3 separate regions of the Homo sapiens genome follow, and regions 1 and 2 are each linked to region 3. Evidence: read pairs that join two places in POLR2A ChIA-PET (ENCODE). Cell type or tissue: PC-3. All regions are shown on one strand. Each heading gives the region's core, and the rest is flanking DNA. Links, peaks and the distances in the headings are about the cores only.

What was found. ChIA-PET counts read pairs that join two places held together with the same protein. Peaks named below come from ENCODE experiments on the same cell type or tissue, not always from the same donor. Only the 100,000 strongest peaks of a DNase experiment are listed, where the experiment ranks them.
Region 1: POLR2A ChIA-PET joins it to region 3 with 15 read pairs; 1 of 35 experiments calls an interaction of 5 or more read pairs at or near these places.
Region 2: POLR2A ChIA-PET joins it to region 3 with 6 read pairs; 2 of 35 experiments call an interaction of 5 or more read pairs at or near these places.

The regions. Positions count from the first base shown.
Region 1 is chr12:96,233,450-96,241,744 of GRCh38, forward strand. The region is part of intron 2 of ELK3 (ETS transcription factor ELK3); the gene reads left to right. It overlaps LOC124902991 (a long non-coding RNA gene), which reads right to left and starts at 2,147. Exons shown (of 2, transcript XR_007063414.1): 1 at 1,973-2,147; 2 at 1-972. RefSeq lists enhancers at 1,557-2,541, 4,583-5,083. In PC-3, for the core only: no CTCF peak of the experiment used is centred there; a DNase peak (open chromatin) is centred at 4,472; H3K4me3 peaks cover 633 bases; H3K27ac peaks cover 1,804 bases.
Region 2 is chr12:94,433,159-94,441,453 of GRCh38, forward strand. CEP83 (centrosomal protein 83) reads right to left here. Exons shown (of 17, transcript NM_016122.3): 2 at 2,117-2,169. Among named protein-coding and RNA genes, the nearest start is that of CEP83, 23 kb to the right of the region's middle. RefSeq lists an enhancer at 2,346-2,395. In PC-3, for the core only: no CTCF peak of the experiment used is centred there; no DNase peak of the experiment used is centred there.
Region 3 is chr12:95,795,722-95,798,221 of GRCh38, forward strand. The region is part of intron 2 of SNRPF-DT (SNRPF divergent transcript); the gene reads right to left. Among named protein-coding and RNA genes, the nearest start is that of LINC02410, 6.1 kb to the right of the region's middle. In PC-3, for the core only: no CTCF peak of the experiment used is centred there; a DNase peak (open chromatin) is centred at 1,360; H3K4me3 peaks cover 326 bases; H3K27ac peaks cover 2,500 bases.

The DNA of each region.
Region 1 (8,295 bases), core at 3,204-5,703, 440 kb after region 3:
ACGATGTACTGAACAATCTTTACTTAATTGGAAGGGATTTCGGGGAGAACAGTCAAGACAAAGTCATTGGCAACCTATTCCTGGAATTAGAACGCATCACCTTCTTAACTTAATTGGATAATTCATTTTAAATTGGGCGTGCAATCACGACAAGAAAATGTTAGTATTAATAATACATATCTGAGATCAACTGCCTCTCCCAAGAAACCTGGCCCTGGTGGAATTCTTTAATTCCTCCAAAATAAATTTTGCAAAGATAAAATGATGTTGTCAAAGTGGAGAAGGAACAAACATCCAGCAGGCATTCATATCCCAGAACTTTCTAGAACACCTCTGTTGGTCATGGAATGTTAGGGAAGACCTGGACTCCCTTTGGGGTGTTTTATCGATCGAGGGGGCCCTCTGTGCCCGGCCCTGGGTGTGAGTGTTGAGGGCCTGGTGTGTTTTGTTAAGTGTCTTTCTTTCCTACCATAGCAGCTATTCAGATGGTTGGAAGCATAACAGATGGCAATGGGCTATTGCCTGGGGGCGCAGGGGATGACCAGGGCCTCTCTCACAAGCTTGGGTCCTGGAAGCTGCTTAGAGACCTGTGGAGTGGCTGAACCGCCTCATGGAGGTCTTCCAATCTGGTCACATTGTGCCGGGAGATGGCAGCTGGTATCAGGGGACCAGGCTGCTGGGAGCAGGGGGCTGCGTGTTGACTGAAGGTGCTGCCTGTCTTGCACGTGCTTCCAGGCCAGCTTCCCTGTGGCACTCAGTGTTCCCCCAAAATAGGGCAGTTGCTAAGAAACAGGGATGAGCCAGAGGCCCGGGAGCGCCGTCAACACTGTGTTGATGAGGATGCTTCTGCGCCAGGGGCTCGGCTGCCAAAGCTCTTGCGGCCTTGCCAGATCCACTTACGTCAGGCTGTTGCCCAAGCCCACACCGAGTCTGCGTTTGCCAGCATGAGCGTTCCTGCTTCTGGGATTTGAGCTGCAGGAAAATTTAGTGGTTGTGTAGACAAACTCACAAAAACTCCAACATTCACAGCATAGCACCCACCACCCGCCGTCCACCCACGCCTCAGCTGCTCCTCTGCACGGCCTCTCCCCCACCCCTGCCTGTGCTCCTCCACGGCTCTTCTCAGTTCCTACCCCAAATTTGTAACATAAAAAAGAGATGCTTACGTGTGTGCAGCATTTTGTTTTAAGCCAGGCACTGTGCTAGGTATTTTTACATCTATTAGCTTATTTTCCAATTTGTGATGCACCAGTGCTGGTGGTCGATATTGAGCCCATTGTAGAGGTGGGGATGCTGAGTCTCCAAGAGGTGTAAGTCACGGACTCAAGATGCAGCAGCAGGGCGGTGGCAGAGCTTTCAGACTAAGAGTGTTGACCCCCAAGGCCCATGCCTGGGCTTCCAAAGCTGGAGGGCGACACAGCTCCAGAGCCCTGGGCCCAGACTTGAGTCCTGTATGCCCAGTACTGCTGATGATTACCCCAAGGGCAGCCAGGGAGGAGAGACAGGCCCCCGGTATTTTTTAATTGAAATGACAGTGGAAAAACTGCTGGCAAGATTATCTGAGTCAGCTGAAAATGTGAGTTTGAGTGGCCCCGGAATACCCCACGCTTCCAGAAGACGCTTCCTATGGAAAGTACTGGAGCGTGGCACTCCTCTGCGTGTGCGCCTCCCAGCTCTCGGCGGCCTCCAGGAAGGAGTCCAAACTCCCTTCACCATCTCACCCCAACCCAACTGCCTTCCCTGCACCCCCACAGCCGCCCCCCACCCCAGCATCTTCTCAGGCCCCCTCCTTCCCCCTGCCCTTCTTGCCTGGCTCACTCCTGGCCACCCTTCAGACTCCTCTCTCTGCCTCCTCCAGCTGGCGCCTCACTTGGTGATGGCCGTGTCTGTTCCATGGCCCCTCCCAGAGGGACTTGGTTTCTCCTGCTGTCATTGCGTCTCCCTTACGGGGCCGCATGCTGGGTTTTCTTACCATTTCCTGCATCCTGCAGAGCCGAGGGCGTGGCAGCACCAATCAAGTGTAGTAGGAATGAGTAGGAAACAAGCATCCTTCTCCATGGCACAGAAGGGAGTCTGTCACCTTGGAAAGTCACTCAAGAGAGGATCCAAGAAAGCGTCTTGCCCTACCTACCCCTCCTTTAGCAAGTGAGGATCTTCGAGGGGAGGGGAGTTTCCAAGTCAACTGGTGACAAAGCCAGGATGAGAAGACACTCCCAGACCACCTGTGGCTAATGACACACACTGCCCGGCCATGCCATCTGCCAGCGCTGGAGGTGGCCGCTCAACACAGGAAGGTCAAGGTCAGTGTTAGCAGCTCCCCCACCCAGCAGGGGAAAGGGAAAGACTTGCACTGGGGAGCAGTTTTATTTATTTTTATTTATTTATTATTAATTATTTTTAGATGGAGTCTTGCTCTGTCACCCAGGCTGATGCAGTGGTGAGATTTTAGTTCACTGCAACCTCTACCTCCTGGGTTCGAGCGATTCTCCTGCCTTAGCCTCCTGAGTAGCTGGGACTATAGGTGTGCCACCATACCCGGCTAATTTTTGTATTTTTAGTAGAGATGGGGTTTCACCATGTTGGCCAGGCTGGTCTCGAACTTCTGACCTCAGTTGAACCACCTGCCTTGGCCTCCCAAACTGCTGGGATTACAGGTGTAAGCCACCACCCCGCCTGAGCAGCTTTATGTTCTATGTTATTAACACTTAAAAGGCCTTTGAATAAAAGTACCCTTGAGTGTTTAAGGAGAGCCAGGAGGGAGACAGGACTCCAGGTCCAGCCAGCAGCAGCGCCCAGCCAAGAAGGCAGGGAGAAAAATGCTGCGAACGTCCAGTCGAATCCTCCCGGGTTGGGGTGTCCTGCCAGGCCAGCAAGCCAGCACTTCTCACTAGCACCCTCAGGGTGCCACGTGTACTCAGGCAGCAGGGATGAAGAGCGCCTCAACTTCAGGCTGGCCAAATTTGGTGAGATAGTTCACGCTGCAGTTTACCGGTGCCAGAAAGCAAAGAAACCTCAACCCAAACCACAAGAAAACCTCTCCCGGGAGCCGACAGAGTTGGCCTGTTCAGAGACAGAGTTCCAGCCTTTGTTGGCAGCACGTCATTCTTAGAAGTCTGGAATGGGTGTGAGTGGGTGTGTACGTGTGTGTGTGTGCACACTCCAAAGTTCGGCTTTGCACAAGGGACAGCCTAGGCTCCACCTTACCCGGTGCCTGTACCATCGCAGTGGGAAGGGCTAGTTGCACCCCAGTGGCGGCCCCAGGCTGTGCCTCCTCTGCCTCGCTGAACAGAGACAATTTTAAGAAAGGGGTGTATTAGTTTCCCAGGGCTGCTGTAACAAATGACCCCAAACTTGGTGGCTCAAAACAATAGAAATGTATTCTCTGAAGGTTTTGGAAGACAGAAGTGTGTAATCCAGGTATCTGCAGGGCCCCGCTCCCTCTGAAGGCCCTAGGGAAAAATCCCCCCTTCCTCTTCTGGCTTCTTGTGGGCTCCAGCCACCCTTGGTGTTCCTTGACTTGCAGCTGCCTCACTCCAGTCTCTGCCTCCACGTCCCATGACCACCTTCCCTGTGTGTGTCTTTCTGTGTCTTCATGAGGACAGAAGCCATTGATTTCAGTGCCTACCTCAAATCCAGGATGATTCTGTCTCGACATCTTTAACCAATTACATCTGTAAGAACCCTGCTTCCAAATCAGATCACATTCTAAGGTCCTTGGTGGACATGAATTTGGCAGGGACATTAAACTCACTGCAGCGGTGGGTGGGGGAAGATTGCCTTGGTGAGAAGCAGCTCAGGTTTATGGGTCAGAGGAGCCCTTTCATAAGATGCTCTTAAATAGCTGGGTGTGGCGGCTCACGCTTGTCATCCCACTACTTTGGGAGGCCGAGGTGAGAGGATCGTTTGAGCCCGTGAGTCCAGGATCATAAGATGCTCTTTAGTGGGGGTGGGTGTGAGGTGAGCCTGCCCCCCAGACATTTGTAGCAGAGTCTCTTATGGCCAGCTGACTGCTCACTGTCCCCTCTGCTTCAATGGCAGAGACAGAGCAGAGGCAGGGGATGTCACACTGCATCCAAGCCACTGAGGGGCACTTCAAGGACAGAAGCTGGCTTCACTCCTTCTCCATTCCTCAGAGCCTGGCATGGGGCCACCCATAGGAGAGTGTGTATTCAGTGTTCACTGAAAGCCAGGTGTGGTGGCTTGAACCTATAGTCCCAGCTACTTGGGAGGCTGAGGCAAGAGGACCGCTTGAGCCCAGGAGCTCCAGGCTGCCGTGTGTAACAGTCGTGCCTGTGAATAGCCACTGCATTCCAGCCTGGGCAATGCCAGCAAGACCCCATCTCTAAAAAACAAAAACAATGTTTGCTGAAAGAATGTTTGCTTGTCGGAGAGATACAGTAACTACTTGTTCTAACTTTGGAGAAAGGACACTTCGGGTTTCATGTCAGGAAGGAGTGAGTCAGACTGTGGTCTGGAAGGGAACCCAAAAGCAGGAGTTGAAGAAAATGTGTTGGCCAGGAAGCCGCGGCCTGGAGATACTCCTCTGCTACTTGTGGGTGTTGTGAACTCAGCTGGGAGCCTCGGGTCTCACATCTGTGAAGTGGGTATCAAAGCGTTGTGAGGCTAACATGAGATTTTGTGTGAGCCTTCTGTAAACTGTAAAGTAAGGTGCCCACCCAAGAAATTTTCCTGGAAGGCAGAATAAAATGAAAAGTGTGATATAATGAGCAGTGTGTACGATTAGATTATTGCATGCTAAGCAAGATTCACTGGGTGAGGGTCATGTTGTAAGGACCTGTGTGAGTGAGGCACTGACTGCGTTGAGTCTTTAGAAAAAATTAGCCTATGGGGTATTTTTATTCCCATTTTAGGGGTGAGCAAACTGAGCCCCGTGTAGATGTTCAGTAACTTTCCCAAGGTCATAGTAAGCAGAGAGGCTGGAATTCAAACCCAGATCTGTTCACCCCAGCACTGGGTCCACATGACTTCTGGCCCGTCAAGGCTCCTGGCCTGTGCCCTTGTGTGAGCTGCTGCTGGGCACGGGCCTGGAGACAGCCGGGGGAGCTTGGCAGTGGGTGCCATCACCGGGCTGTATATGGTGGACACGAGCTTCCTGTTGTTTTCCTGTCACCCTCGTCCCTTGGATGGCATGCCACTTATAGTTTGGCTGCTCATGTCCAGTCTGCTGCACTGGGAGTGCTGGGTCCCCCGTGCCTCATGTTAGGGTGTCCCTCCAAAGCAGGCACCTTCTCTACCCTGTGGATTGGCAGAGGCAGTTCTATTTCTAGGTAATGAATGGACCTTACGGAAGATTGGTCTCTTCCGCCCGAAGAGCTAGAAATAACTGTTCTCAAGCAAGGCCCATGCTTTCTCAGCACAGAGCTGGTTTTCCCAGGCACTCTGCAGTTAACCCCACTATTACTCTGGAATGCAGAGACCCCTTGGCCCTGTCGGATTTACTTTAGTAGCAGCCTCTGCTTCCAAATGCAGCTGCTTTCTGGAAGAGGGTGTGGTAGTGGAACAGAAATGGCTTAGGTCTTGGCACTAGATACAATTGGGTTCAAACTTCGGCTCCACCAGTTACAAGCTGTGTGACCTTGGGCTAGTCAGCTTTTTAGTTCCTATTTCTTTCCCTTAAAAAGTCTTAATTTGACAAGTAATACATATCAAATATACATTCTTTAATGTGAAAATACACATAAGCAAAAAGAAATATGAAAAATCACTGTTAAATTTTAGTATACCTCTTTTAAGATTAATTTTTCTACCTCCTTTTATTTACACATATATGCATATATACAGTAGAAAACATATAAATATATATGCAATAGAACATTTTTAAAATAATGGAATTATTCATACTGTTTTTTTTCCCCACCTAATGTATATTTAAAGGTATGGGGAAGTGTTAGCAATGTCGTGTCCCCTGAAGTAGCTACGTGGTATTCCATTGTATGGCTCTCCCAATATTTAACCTACCCCCAGGTGGTGGACAGTTGGATATAACCTCACTGTCCAGGGGGACCTTGGCTTCTCCATCTCTGCAATGGGATAACAGTGCCCATCCTGCAAGGCAGCTGTGTGTGCTCAGCATGCAGCTGGCCCTCATAAATGCTGGCTTCTTTCCTTGTCCTTTCTCTGTACTGGTTCCTTTCACGTAGGGTATCTACCACGATAAAATGAGTGTGCCCCAAATAAATGCATTGTCTCGTGTGTCTGCTCAGCACCTGAACAGGTTCCTGCCTCGGGTCTTGCTGACAAGTGCGCAGGGCCAGCAGCTTCCCGTTGGCCTCTCCCAGGAACCCTGAGCAGAGGCCTGAGCCCAAGCAGACGCTGCAAGGCTGCTCTTCTCCCTCCCAGTCTGGGCAGCATGGTTTCTGCTCTGAGAAGCCGCCGGGAGCAGTTGAGATGAGCTGGGTGCCTGGTTAGTGTCTGCACCACCTTTCGGGGCCTGACATGTGGCGTCTCGCCTGTAGGCTGCGGCCAGCATCTAAGCGGAGCACTTGGATCTAGCAGTTATTCACATCTGCGGCTCCGTGTGTCCCCCTCCTAGAACCTCCCCACAACCCCCAAATTAATTGGATTGTGTAAGGTTTTCGTCACAGTGGATGTCAAGTGCTGGCCGTGTTAGGCACAATATAATATAAGCCTTGTATCTATTTCTTGTCTGAACCTAACTAAATAAAAACATCATGTTTCCCTGCTCAGTTGAGATATGTAAACCAGATGTAATTCTGCCTGCTGTGCAACTGATCATGTTACCCAGAACTTTGGACAAAGCTAGCAGAATATGCGCAGCCTTCTGTGAGGGTTAATTTTGTCTATTAAATTGTCATTAGGGCTGACACAGGGTGATATTTATGTTTTGTTCTGTTTTTGCTTAAATGGGAGTGTAAAAATGATGATAATACTAATAGCTAGTATATGTTATGGGGCTTGTCATGCGTGGATGCATCGGGCGTTCTGATAGAAGCTGTATATGGATGTCTCATTCAGTCCCATGAGGCAGATGGATCAGTCCCCATTTTATACATGAGAAGCTGAGGCATTGAACTCAGGCAGTGACTCTGGAGCCTCTCCTTTTAATCCCTGCAGCAGTCTTTGTGATAGGGTCAAGTGGGTATTTATTGGAAAGGTCCCCTGCTCTGTCCCCCTTACCCAGTGCAGGGGTTAAGAAGGGCCTGTTTGTTAGGAAAAGTCTTCAGCACAACCGATCCTGCTTGCTTACTGAGCTGCTGACATTCTCAGTTTTGAGAACGAGGTAGGAGAGTTGCAGAATCAGAGGGCAGGAGCGCTGTGTTTCCAGGGTGCCCTGAAATGGCAGAGGATCCAGGGGCCAGACCAGAATGACGAGGAACTCGCCACAGGCCTGGCTCCTCGCGGGGAGGAAAACGGAAGATCAGATAACAAGACTAAGCACGTGAACTCCAGATGCATAACCTTGGATCAAAATTGGGGTGCCAGACCAGAGTGGGTGGACAGACACATGCAGCAAATATTTGCCACGTAAATGGATGGGTGAAATTATGGCTCATTAAGCTCTCACGGGAGGTGTGAGGTTGTATGTAGCATGTGGAGTTTGCATATGGCCTCTAATATCTGCCTGGGAGTTTTCAGTTTAAAAATGCCAGCAAAGAAGAACAAGCAGGTATATGTATGGGATACACCCACAGGGAGCTTTAACCAGCCTAAGAATGAGCCGTGGAAAATTGTGTCTTTCATGCCTGTGGCTTTATGCCTGGGTCAGTTCTCCTTATAGTTGGTAATTCATTCAACAAACATTTAATTAACTCATTTAAATATAATCCTAATAACATCATCAAGAAGGTAAATCTAATTCCATATGCATCTTTTCATTACCTAGCACTGCATATGCTTTTTTTAAATTACAAAACTTATCGAAATATTTCTCATCTATCTACTATTTGAGATTATTTACACAGACTCCTTCCTCTTCAAAGGGCACAGTGGAGCGTTTGTGTGTGTGTGTGTGTGTGTGTGTGTGTGTGTACATATGTAAACACACTGTGGACAGCCATACCTTTTCTTATAGGTAGGTATGCCTGTAACCTGTCAGGGTAACAGACAGCACTGAAATGGAAATGGAAATATGACCTGCTCTCTTGGCATTTTCTATGCAGTTAAAGTGAAATAATTGAGGGATCCTGTCACGAGATCCTGTCATGGGCTGCTGTCATGGGATGCCTTGGTCCCCAGAGGTGGCTGGTGAGTTGGGAAGGGTTCTTCTGCACAGGTCTGCCCGGAATCCTGTCCCAAAGGGACGACTTGCCCTTT
Region 2 (8,295 bases), core at 2,765-5,264, 1.4 Mb before region 3:
CCATGGTCTTGGAGAGCCAGTGAAAGATTTTAAACTTTTAGATGGATAGAAGACATTACGGGGTAGACTCACATTTACATTTCAGAAAAATAAGTCGTTTATTTGCAGAGGATAGATTTGAGGAGGAAGAATAGAAGAAAGAGAAAAAGAAAAGGAGATCAAAGGTCCAGGAAAGTAATAATGAGGGCCTTAACTAAGACAGTAGCAGCAGGTAGTCAATAATCTTGAAAATTAATTTGAAGCCAGGCGCAGTGGCTCATACCTATAATCCTAGCACTTTAGGAGGTCAAGGCAGGCAGATGCCTTGAGCTCAGGAGTTCAAGAACAGCCTGGGCAACATGGTGAAAGCCTGTTTCTAAGAAAAATACAAAAATTAGCCCGGTGTGGTAGCATGTGCCTATGGTCCCAGCTACTCAGGTGGCTGAGGTGGGAAGATCGCTTGAGCCCAGGAGGGTCGAGGCTGCAGTGAGCCAAGATCGCACCACTGCACTCCAGCCTGGGTGACGAGGTGAGACCCTGTCTCAAAAAAAAAAAAGAAAAGAAAAGAAAATTAATTTGGGGGCAGCAAGAGCAGGAGTTAATAATTAGATACCTATACCCATCCCCCAGCAAAAAGTATTTTAATGTCACTAGTTAAAAGGCCTATCAGGAAACCAAGATAGGAAAGCAAAGAATAAACACTAAAATGGAATCCAGTTAAAGTGAAAGAAAGGTTGTTTCAAAGATTACAATTACTTCAAGCACTAATCCTACATAAGAATGAGGAATCCTGTACACTGACCTTTGGCAAATGAATCTTAGTAAACTGCAAATACCATCACTGTAAAACACTCAGAATAACTACCTTTTTTCCATAGGGATTTCATAAGCAGAGGGGCAAACTCTAAAGCTGGCTCTGTCGGGAACAAAGACATAAAATAAGGATTTTGTTCCTTAAATGTCCACCTGCTGCTACTCCTCCTCATTCTTTCCTTCAAACAAATCATCTCTATAGCAACACACTCTTAAAGAATTTGTGGGTGGAAAGCATATGTTTGTGCAAAAATATGAGAACTCAAGAACATGAGCTATTTTATTTTTTCCTTTAATACAAGAGATACACAATCTATTAGGATACAACTAAAAAATAAGAGATATGAAACAAAAAAATGTTTATACACAAAAAAATGTAAAAATTGTACAAATGATAACGCAAATGTTTACATGGAAATTCTTTTTATAGGTTACAATGACACCTTGTGGTAAGACTTTTCAAGTTATACAAATTATCTTAGAAAATATTTTTTACAGCAGAGACGTAAGAAAACCGGTTTAGAAAATAGGAAAGCTCAAAACCATAGTAATGAGTTAATGTGTACAAGTATAATAATACATTTGAAAAGTTAAGGTTGAAAAATCAAACTTTTAAAAATGTCACAATATTAGGTAGGCAAAAGCACTTTACTAACTGTAAATACAAGTTGAATATCCCTTATGTAAAATGCCTGGGACCAGAAGGATTTCAGATTTTGAATTTTTTCAGATTTTAGAATATTTGCATGTACATAATGAGTATCTTGGGGATGGGACGCAAGTCTAAACATAAAATTCATTTATGTTCCATATATACCTTATACATACACATAGCCTGAAGGTAATTTTATTTTTCCCTTGAAGGTGCTTAATAAACTGCGTGTTGTATGCCTGCATTTTGACTGCAACCCATCACATGAGGTCAGGTTTGAAATTTTCCACACGGTGTCATGTTGGTGTTCAAAAAGTTTCAGATTTCAGAGCATTCTGGATTATGGGATTAGGGATCCTCAACCTGTATAAAGCATTATACTAGTCCCTTCACTTGAACTGAAATTATTAAATACTCTTCCTTATTCTCTGGTCCCTTATTCCCATCTTGTAAGAAAAGTCAAGCTGCACCTCTCAAAGCTTCATCTATTACTTTATCTGAATGACACTGAAATTTGCACCCTAGTTCCTAACCTCTCTCTGCTTATGAATCCCCCTCTACTTACATGTTCTCTCTATAACAGAAGCTCAAAGATGGGATTTAAGACAGACTACCCAAAATATGGCACCTTGGCATTTGAGAAAAAAGCAGAAGCAAGAAGGTTTATCTCACCTTCCTCTAAAGTAGGTCATAAGATCCTCAATCCAGAGGTGTCCTCCCTATACCTGTAGGAGAGAAGACACAAAGAGGAATCTGAACAAACAGGACTTACTAAGTTTCCCCCAGTTTGTTACTGCTAGAGCATACCCATTTGTCCTCTAACGATACTTCTGCATGACTGTCCACAAAAAAACAGAGAGACAGACCCTTTGAAAAAAGCAGTTTACTGCTGCAAATGCCACAAGACAGCCAAAAAACTCCAAAGACAAAAGACATGAACTCTCGGGAGCTCTATGGGCCTGTCCATCATCTGAGAAACCCCAGTACTTATCCTGCCAATGCAGGGCAAGATTATATCCCCCTTCTACTACCGCAGCTGCTCCTCTCTTGAAATTGCCACTTCCTGACTGGAGGCCAACCAACTCAAGCCATTTCAGCAACTCCTAACAGAACAACTCTGTTCCAACGGAGAAAACAGCAGCTAATTCAACTGCCTGCAACTCCCTGGCTAATCAGAGGTCCTGAGTCTGTCCACATGACAACTTCAACCGCTAGCCTAACCAGCATTCACTCTCCTGCCACCTCCACTACAGCAGGTGCTGGTATCCACAGCTGGGAGACCTGAAGACAGATTATATCACAAGACAACTTGCAGACATTCGCCAGCACCAGCCTGGAGCCCAGTAACCCTGCTGGGTGGCTAGACCCAGAACGGTAATAACAATCACCTCAGTCTGGCTCCTAGGAAGCCCCATCCCTAGGGGAAGGGGGTGACTCCACATCAAGGAATCACCCTGTGGGACAAAAAAAAAAAATCTGAACAGCAGTCCTTCAGTTCTAGATCTTTCCACTGAAACATACAAATAAAAAGGAACCAGGAAAGTAATTCTGGTAATATGGCAAAACGAAGTTTGATAACACCCCCAAAAGATCACACTAGCTCTCCAGCAATGGATCCAAAACAAGAACAAATCTCTGAATTGCCAGATAAAGAATTTGGAAGGTTGATTATTAAGCTACTCAAGGGGGCACTAGAGAAAAGTGAAAAACAACTTGAACAAATAAAAAAAAAAATAAAAAACAGGATATGGATGAAAAAGTCTCCAGAGAAATATACATCATAAAAAAAAGACAACCACAACTTCTGGAAATTAAATACACACTTAGAGAAATGCAAAATGCACTGAAAAGTTCCAACAACAGAACTGAACAAGTAGAAGAATTTTAGAGCCCAAAGACAGGGCTCTCGAATTAACCCAATCTGACAAAGACAAAGAAAAAATAATTTTGGCTGGGAGCAGTGGCTCAGCTTATAATCCCAGCACCTCAGGAGGCTGAGGCAGGTGGACCACAAGGTCAGGAGATCAAGACCATCCTGGCTAACATGGTGAAATCCCATCTCCACTAAAAATACAAAAATTAGCCAGGCACAGTGGCGTGCACCTGTAGTCCCAGCTACTCGGGAGGCTGAGGCAGGAGAATCACTTGAACCCGGAGGAGGTTGCAGTGAGCCAAGATCACGCCATTGCACTCCAGCCTGGGCAACAGGGGGAGACTCCATCTCAAAAAAAAAAAAAAGAAAGAAGGAAAGAAAAAGAAAAGAAAAGAGAAGAAAAAATTATTTTAGAAAATGAATAAAGCCTCCAAGAAACTTGGGACGTTAAAAGACCCAACATAAGAATAATTGCTGTCCCTAAGGAAGAAGAGAAATCCAAAAGTTTAGGAAACTATTTGAGGGAATAATTGAGGAAAACTTCCCCGGTTTTGATAGATATCTAGACATCCAAATACAAGCAGCTTGGCCAGGCGTGGTGGCTCATGCCTGTAATCCAGCACTTCGGGAGGCCAAGGCAGGAGGATCACTCAAGGTCAGGAGTTTGAGACCAGCCTGGCCAAAATGGTGAAACCCCAACTAAACTAAAAAAAAAAAAAAATTACCTAGGCATGGTGGTGTGGGCCTGTAGTCCCAGCTACTAGGAGGCTGAGGCAGGACAATCACCTGAACCTGGCAGGTGGAGGCTGCAATGAGCCAAGATCGTGCCACTGCACTCCAGCCTGGGCAACAGGGCAAGACTTGGTCTAAAACACATACACACACACAAACAAATACAAGAAGCTCAAAGAACACCCAGGAAATTCATCACAAAAAGATCACCTAGGCACACAGTCATCAGGTTATCTAAAGTCAAGACAAAGAAAAGAATCTTAACAGCTGTGAGGCAAAAGCATTAGGTAACCTACAAAGGAAAACCTAACAGATTAACAGCAGATTTCTCAGCAGAAACCCTACAAGCTAGAAGGAATTGGGTCCTATCTTCAGTCTCTTTAAACAAAAAATTATCAGCCAATAATTCCATATCTAGCAAAACTAAATTTTATAATGAAAGAGCAATAGAGTCTTTTTCATACAAACGAATGCTCAGAGAATTCACCACTGCCAAGCCAGCACTACAAGAACTGCTAAAAGGAGTTCTGACTCTTGAAACAATCTCAAAACATCAAAATAGAACCTTTCTTAAAGCATAAATCTCACAAGACCTACAGAACAATAACACAATGCAAACAAAAAAAGGTAATTAGGCAGCAACTAGTATGATGAATAAAATAGTATCTCACATCTCAATACTGATGTTGAATGTAAATTGCCTAAATGTTCCACTGAAAAGATACAGAGGCCAGCACAGTGGCTCACACCTGTAATCCCAGCACTTTGGGAGGCCAAGGTGGGCAGATCACCTGAGGTCAGGAGTTCAAGACCAGCCTGGCCAACACGGCAAAAGCCCATCTCTACTAAAAATACAAAAAAATTACCCAGGCATGGTGGCAGGTGCCTGTAAACCCAGCTACTCGGGAGGCAGAGGCACGAGAATCGCTTGAACCCAGGGAGCAGAGGTTGCAGTGAGCCGAGATCATGTCATTGCACTCTAGCCTGGGTGACTGAGTGAGACTGTCCCAATTAAAAAAAAGAAAAAAAAAAAAGATGCAGAACAGCAGAATGGATAAAAATCTACCAAGTATCTGCTGCCTTCAAGAGACTCACCTAATACATAAGGACTCATATAAACTTATAAGGTAAAGGGGTGGAAAAAGATATTCCACGCAAATGGAAACCAAACGTGAGCAGGAACAGCTATTCTTATATCAGACAAAACAAACTTTAAAGCAACATCAGTTTAAAAAGGCAAAGATAGACATTATATAATGATAAAAGGATTAGTCCAACAGGAAAATATCACAATCCCAAAAACATATGCACCTAACACTGGAGCTCCGAAATTTATAAAACAATTACTACTAGACCTAAGAAATGAGATACATGGCAACAAAACAGTGAGAGACTTCAATACTCCACTAACAGCACTAGACAAGTCATTAAGACAGAAAGTCAACAAGGAAACAACAGACTATACCCTAAAACAAATGGACTTAACAGATATTTACAGAACATTCTACCCAACAATTGCAGAATATATTCTTTTCATCAACACATGGAACATTCTCCAAGATAGACCACAAAACAAGTCTCAATAAATTTAAGAAAATCAAAATTATATCAAATATTCTCTAAGATCACAGCAGAATAAAACTAGAAATTAACTCCAAAGGAAGCTTCAAAACTATACAAATATATGGAAATTTAAACCTGCTCCTGAATGACCTCTGGGTCAACAATGAAATCAAGATGGAAATTTTAAAATTCTTTGAACTGAACGATAACAGTGACACAACCTATCAACCCTCTGCAATACAGCAAAAACAGTGGTGCTAAGAGGAAAGTTCATAGCAATCACTGTCTACAACAAAAATTCTGAAAAAGCACAAATAGATTATCTAACCTCACAACTCACAGAATTAGAGAAACAAGAACAGACCAAACCAAAACCCAGCAGAAGAAAAGAAATAACAAAGATCAGAACTAAATGAAATTGAAACACAACAACAAGAACAACAACAAAATACAAAAGATAAATTAGACAAAAAGCTGGCTCTTTGAAAAGACAAAATCGACAGACCATTAGCGAGATTATCAAGAGAAGAGAGTAGATCCAAACAGCTCAATTAGAAACAAAATAGGAGATATCAAAAGTGATACCACAGAAATACAAAAGATTGTGCTTTTGTATGGCTACTATGAACATCTTTATGCACACAAACTAGAAAACCTAGAGGAGATGGATAAATTCCTGAAAAGATACAACCCTCCTAGATTAAACTAGGAAGAAATAGAAACAAACTGAACAGGTCAATAACAAGTAGCAAGATTGAAACAGTAATAAACAAAAAAAATGCCAACAAAAAAAAAAAAAGTCCAGGACCTGATGGATTCACAGCTGAATTCTATCAGACATTCAAAGAAGAATTGGTATGAATCCTACTGAAGCTATTCCAAAACACAGAAAAAGAGGGAATCCTCCCTAAATCATTCTATGAAGCCAGTATTATCCTAATAGCAAAACCAGGAAAGGACATAACAAAAAAAGAAAACCACACACCAATATCCCTGATGAACATAGATGCAAAAATCCTCAACAAAATACTAGCTAACCAAGTCCAACAGCATGTCAAAAAGAAAATACACCATGAACAAGTGGGTTTTATACCAGGGATGCAGGGTTGGCTTAACAAATGGAAGTCAATAAATGTAATACACCATATAAACAGAATTAAAAACAAAAACCACATCATCTCAACAGACGCAGAAAAAGCATGACAAAATTCAGATCCCTTTATGATTAAAACCGTCTGCAACATCGGCATAGAAGGGACATACCTTAAGATAATAAAAGCCCTCTATGACAAACCCACAGCCAACATTACACTGAACAGAGAAAAGTTTAAAGCATTCCCCCTGAGAACTAGAACAAGACAAGGATGTCCACTTTCACCACTTCTATTCAACACACTACTGGAAGTCCTAGCCAGAACAATCAGACAAGAGAAAGAAATCAAGAGCATCCAAAGTGGTAAAGATGAAGTCAAAGTGTTGCAGTTTGCTGATGATATGATCATATACCTAGAAAACCCTAAAAACTCATCCAAAAAGCTCCTATAACTGGTAAATGAATTCGGCAAAGTTTTAGGATACAAAATTGATGTACACAGATGAGTAGCTCTGCTGTATACCAACAGCCACCAAGCTGAGAACCAAATCAAGAACTCAACCCCTTTTACAATAGCTGCAAAAAATAAAATAAAATACTTAGGAATATACCTAACCAAGGAGGCGAAAAGACCTCTACAAGGAAAACTACAAAAAAAAAAAGCTGAAAGAAATCACAGATGACACAAATGGAAATATATCCCATGCGCATGGATGGGTAGAATCAATATTGTGAAAATGACCATACTGCCAAGAGCAATCTACAAATTCAATGCAATTCCCATCAAAATACCACCATCGTTCTTCACAGATCTAGAAAAAAAATCCTAAAATTCATATGAAACCAAAAAAGGGCCTGCAAAGCAATACTAAGCACAAAGAACAGATCTGGAGGTATCACATTACCCAACTTCAAACTATACCAAGGCTATAGTTACCAAAACAGCATGGTACTGGCATAAAAACAGGCACATAGATCAATGGAACAGAACAGAGAACCCAGAAACAAAGCCAAGTACTTACAGCCAACTGATATTTGACAAAGCAAACAAAAACATAAAGTAGAGAAACGACAACCTATTCAACAAATGGTGCTGGGACAATTGACAAGCCACATGTAAAAGAATGAAAGTGGAATCTCAACTCTCACCTTACACAAAAATCAACTCAAGATGGATTAAAGACTTAAATCTAAGACCTGAAACCATAAAAATTCTAGAAAATAATATCAGAAAAACTCTTCTAGACATTGGCTTAGGCAAAGAGTTCACGACCAAGAACCAAATGCAACAAAAATGAAATAAATGGATGGGACTTAATGAAACTAAAAAGCTTCTGCACAGCAAAAGAAATAATCAGCAGAGTGAACAGGCAACCCACAGAGTGGGAGAAAATATTCACAAACTATGCATCCCACAAAGGACTAATATCCAGAATCTACGAGGAACTCAAACAAATCTGCAAGAAAAAAACCAAATATTCCCATCAAAAATTAGGGAAAGGACATGAATAGACAATTCTCAAAAGATATACAAATGGCCAACAGACATATGAAAAAATGTTCAACATCACTATCAGGGAAATGCAAATC
Region 3 (2,500 bases), core at 1-2,500:
CACCCATCTGCTTATATCTAATTGTCTAGAACTGGGTTACATGGCCTCTTCAGACCATGAGGAAGTCTGGAGAGCTAAGCATTTTAACTGGGCACATTGACACCCTTAACAAAATCAGGATTCTACTGGAAAGAAGGGGAGGTTGGATATCAAGTAGACAACTACAGGAGCAGTATATGTCATCCAAAGTTAGCAATTTCACTGATGTGTTTGGCCCAAGCACCTATTAACATATTCAGTGGCTTCTCATCATTGGCACATAAAATGCATGTTGCTTGGCTTGGCACCCAAACCTATAATGTCCCGGTTCCTTGCCACTCACAGTGAACAACCTGCACTCTTGAAGATGGACAATACTGCTTCATGCCTCTCGCTTCTGCACACCCTCTCCTCCTTCTGGCTACCTCTGGCAGGTCCTTGGAAATTCAGTTCTGACAATAGCTGCTGTGACACCTTTCCTTCTTAGGCTCCTCTTCCAACAGGGTTAGTTTCCCCTCTGTCCTCTCATGGCACCCCCTGTATCACTTTATTATTCTCAGTTATACTTTTTTTTCTCATATACTGGGTGAAAGAAAATTAAAAGCAAAATTGTATATATGCTTTCATTATTGTTTTTGGTTTCTGTTTTGTTTTCAAACAGGTCTCACTCTATTGCCCAGGCTGGAATGCAGTGGTGCAATCTCAGCTCACCGCAACCTTGACCTCTGGGCTCAGATGATCCTCCTGCTTCAAGTCTTCCAAGTGGCAGGGTCTATAAGTGCACACCACCATGCCCAGCTAATTTTTTTGTTTGTTCGTTTAGTGATGGGGTTTTGCCATGTTGCACAGGCCGGTCTTGAACTCCTGGGCTCAAGCAATCCACCCGCCTTGGCCTCCTAAAGTGCTGGGATTACAGGCATGAGTCACAGTGCCCAGCCACTTTCATTATAACAACAGAAAACATACATATGAAAAAGGTCTGGAAAGAAATACATCAAAATATTAGAGATGACTGTTCCTCTGGCCTCTAAACTTTCAGCAATACCATAGGATTGTTATAATTCCATTTTTTGTTCTACAAAATATAACAACTTAAGGCAGGATATGATAAAGCAGTGCCTGGCAGTGCCTCAAGAGTGGCATATAAAGTAGGCTATTAGCACAGGTGAAACTTTGTGGGCTGAGGAAGTTAAAAAAAACCACATGGAGGATGTGGACTGAACCTGGGCACTAACAATTGTGTAGGTGTGGATGAATATGGTGTGGATGAATATGCCAGTGGTGGTCGCCTAAGTGCTCCAGTGTGAATAAACAGAGTGCCTCTGAGAGAATGAGTGGAGTCTATTAGGAGAAGGAGATTCATAGGGATTCGTGGAATGGGGAAGAAAAAGCAGAGGAGGGACAAACAAATAAAGGCTTTGGCAAGTCAAGCTGCTTTGTGTTGGGAGGTTCTCTGAGTCATAATTTAGAAATGACATATAATAGATTAGGAAAAGAAGACTTGGAAGGTGAGCTAAGGGCTACTTTATGAGAATACCTGGGTCTACACCAAGATGAGGATAGGGATAATGGACAGGGGTTGGGAGGAATTGAAGAAGAACCAAAAAGAAATTGATAGAACTTTGTAACTGACCATGGGATTGGCCGAAGACTGGGAAGAAATTAAAAATGACTTGGGCCAGTGCGGTGGCTCACACTTGTAATTCCTGCACTTTGGGAGGCTGAGGCAGGCAGATCACTTGAGGTCAGGAATTCGAAACCAGCTTGGTCAACATGGCGAAACCCCGTTTCTACTAAAAATACAAAAATTAGGCAGGTGTGGTGGTGCATGCCTGTAATTCCAGCTACTCGGGAGGCTAAGGCAGGAGAATCACTTGAACACTGTGGCGAGGAGTGGGTGGGGGGTGAATGAGGGGGGACAAAAAAGTGACTTGGATTGGGGGCTCTGAATCTGGTTAGTTGAAAAAATAATAATCTCTTTTGCAGAAATAGGAAAATCAGGAGATGTAGTTGGTTTGGGAGGTGACTGATTCTATTTGGAACGGGTTGACTTAGTGAGGATGGCAGACCAGTCATGTCCAGCAGATGGTTAAACTGGCTTTAAAGCTTAGTGGGACAGTCAGACAATAAAATTTATAACTTTACCTAATTCATAATTACACTGATAAAACCTTAGCATAGGAAAAGACCTTGGAAGTTATTAGTCCAACCTTTTCTGACACGAGAAAACTGAAGTCCATTTAAAACTTTTTATTTCACAGGCCCCAGCCTAGTCAAGGTTATACAGCTAGTTAGGTTTGGTGACTAAGCTGGGTTTGCAAATTTAGCCTTTTCTTTGCCTAGTACTCTTATGCAAGCAATTGAGAGTACAAAGATTCTACTCAATTTGTCTAGTTCAACGAAAGTACTATTGTCTAAGTATTAGAAAATCAAGCTTAAAAAAGCTCACAATCTACTGAAGCAGCAATTTGATTAAAAACATCCCTTGTCCATAGGTGGGATTTCAAGATATGTAATATAG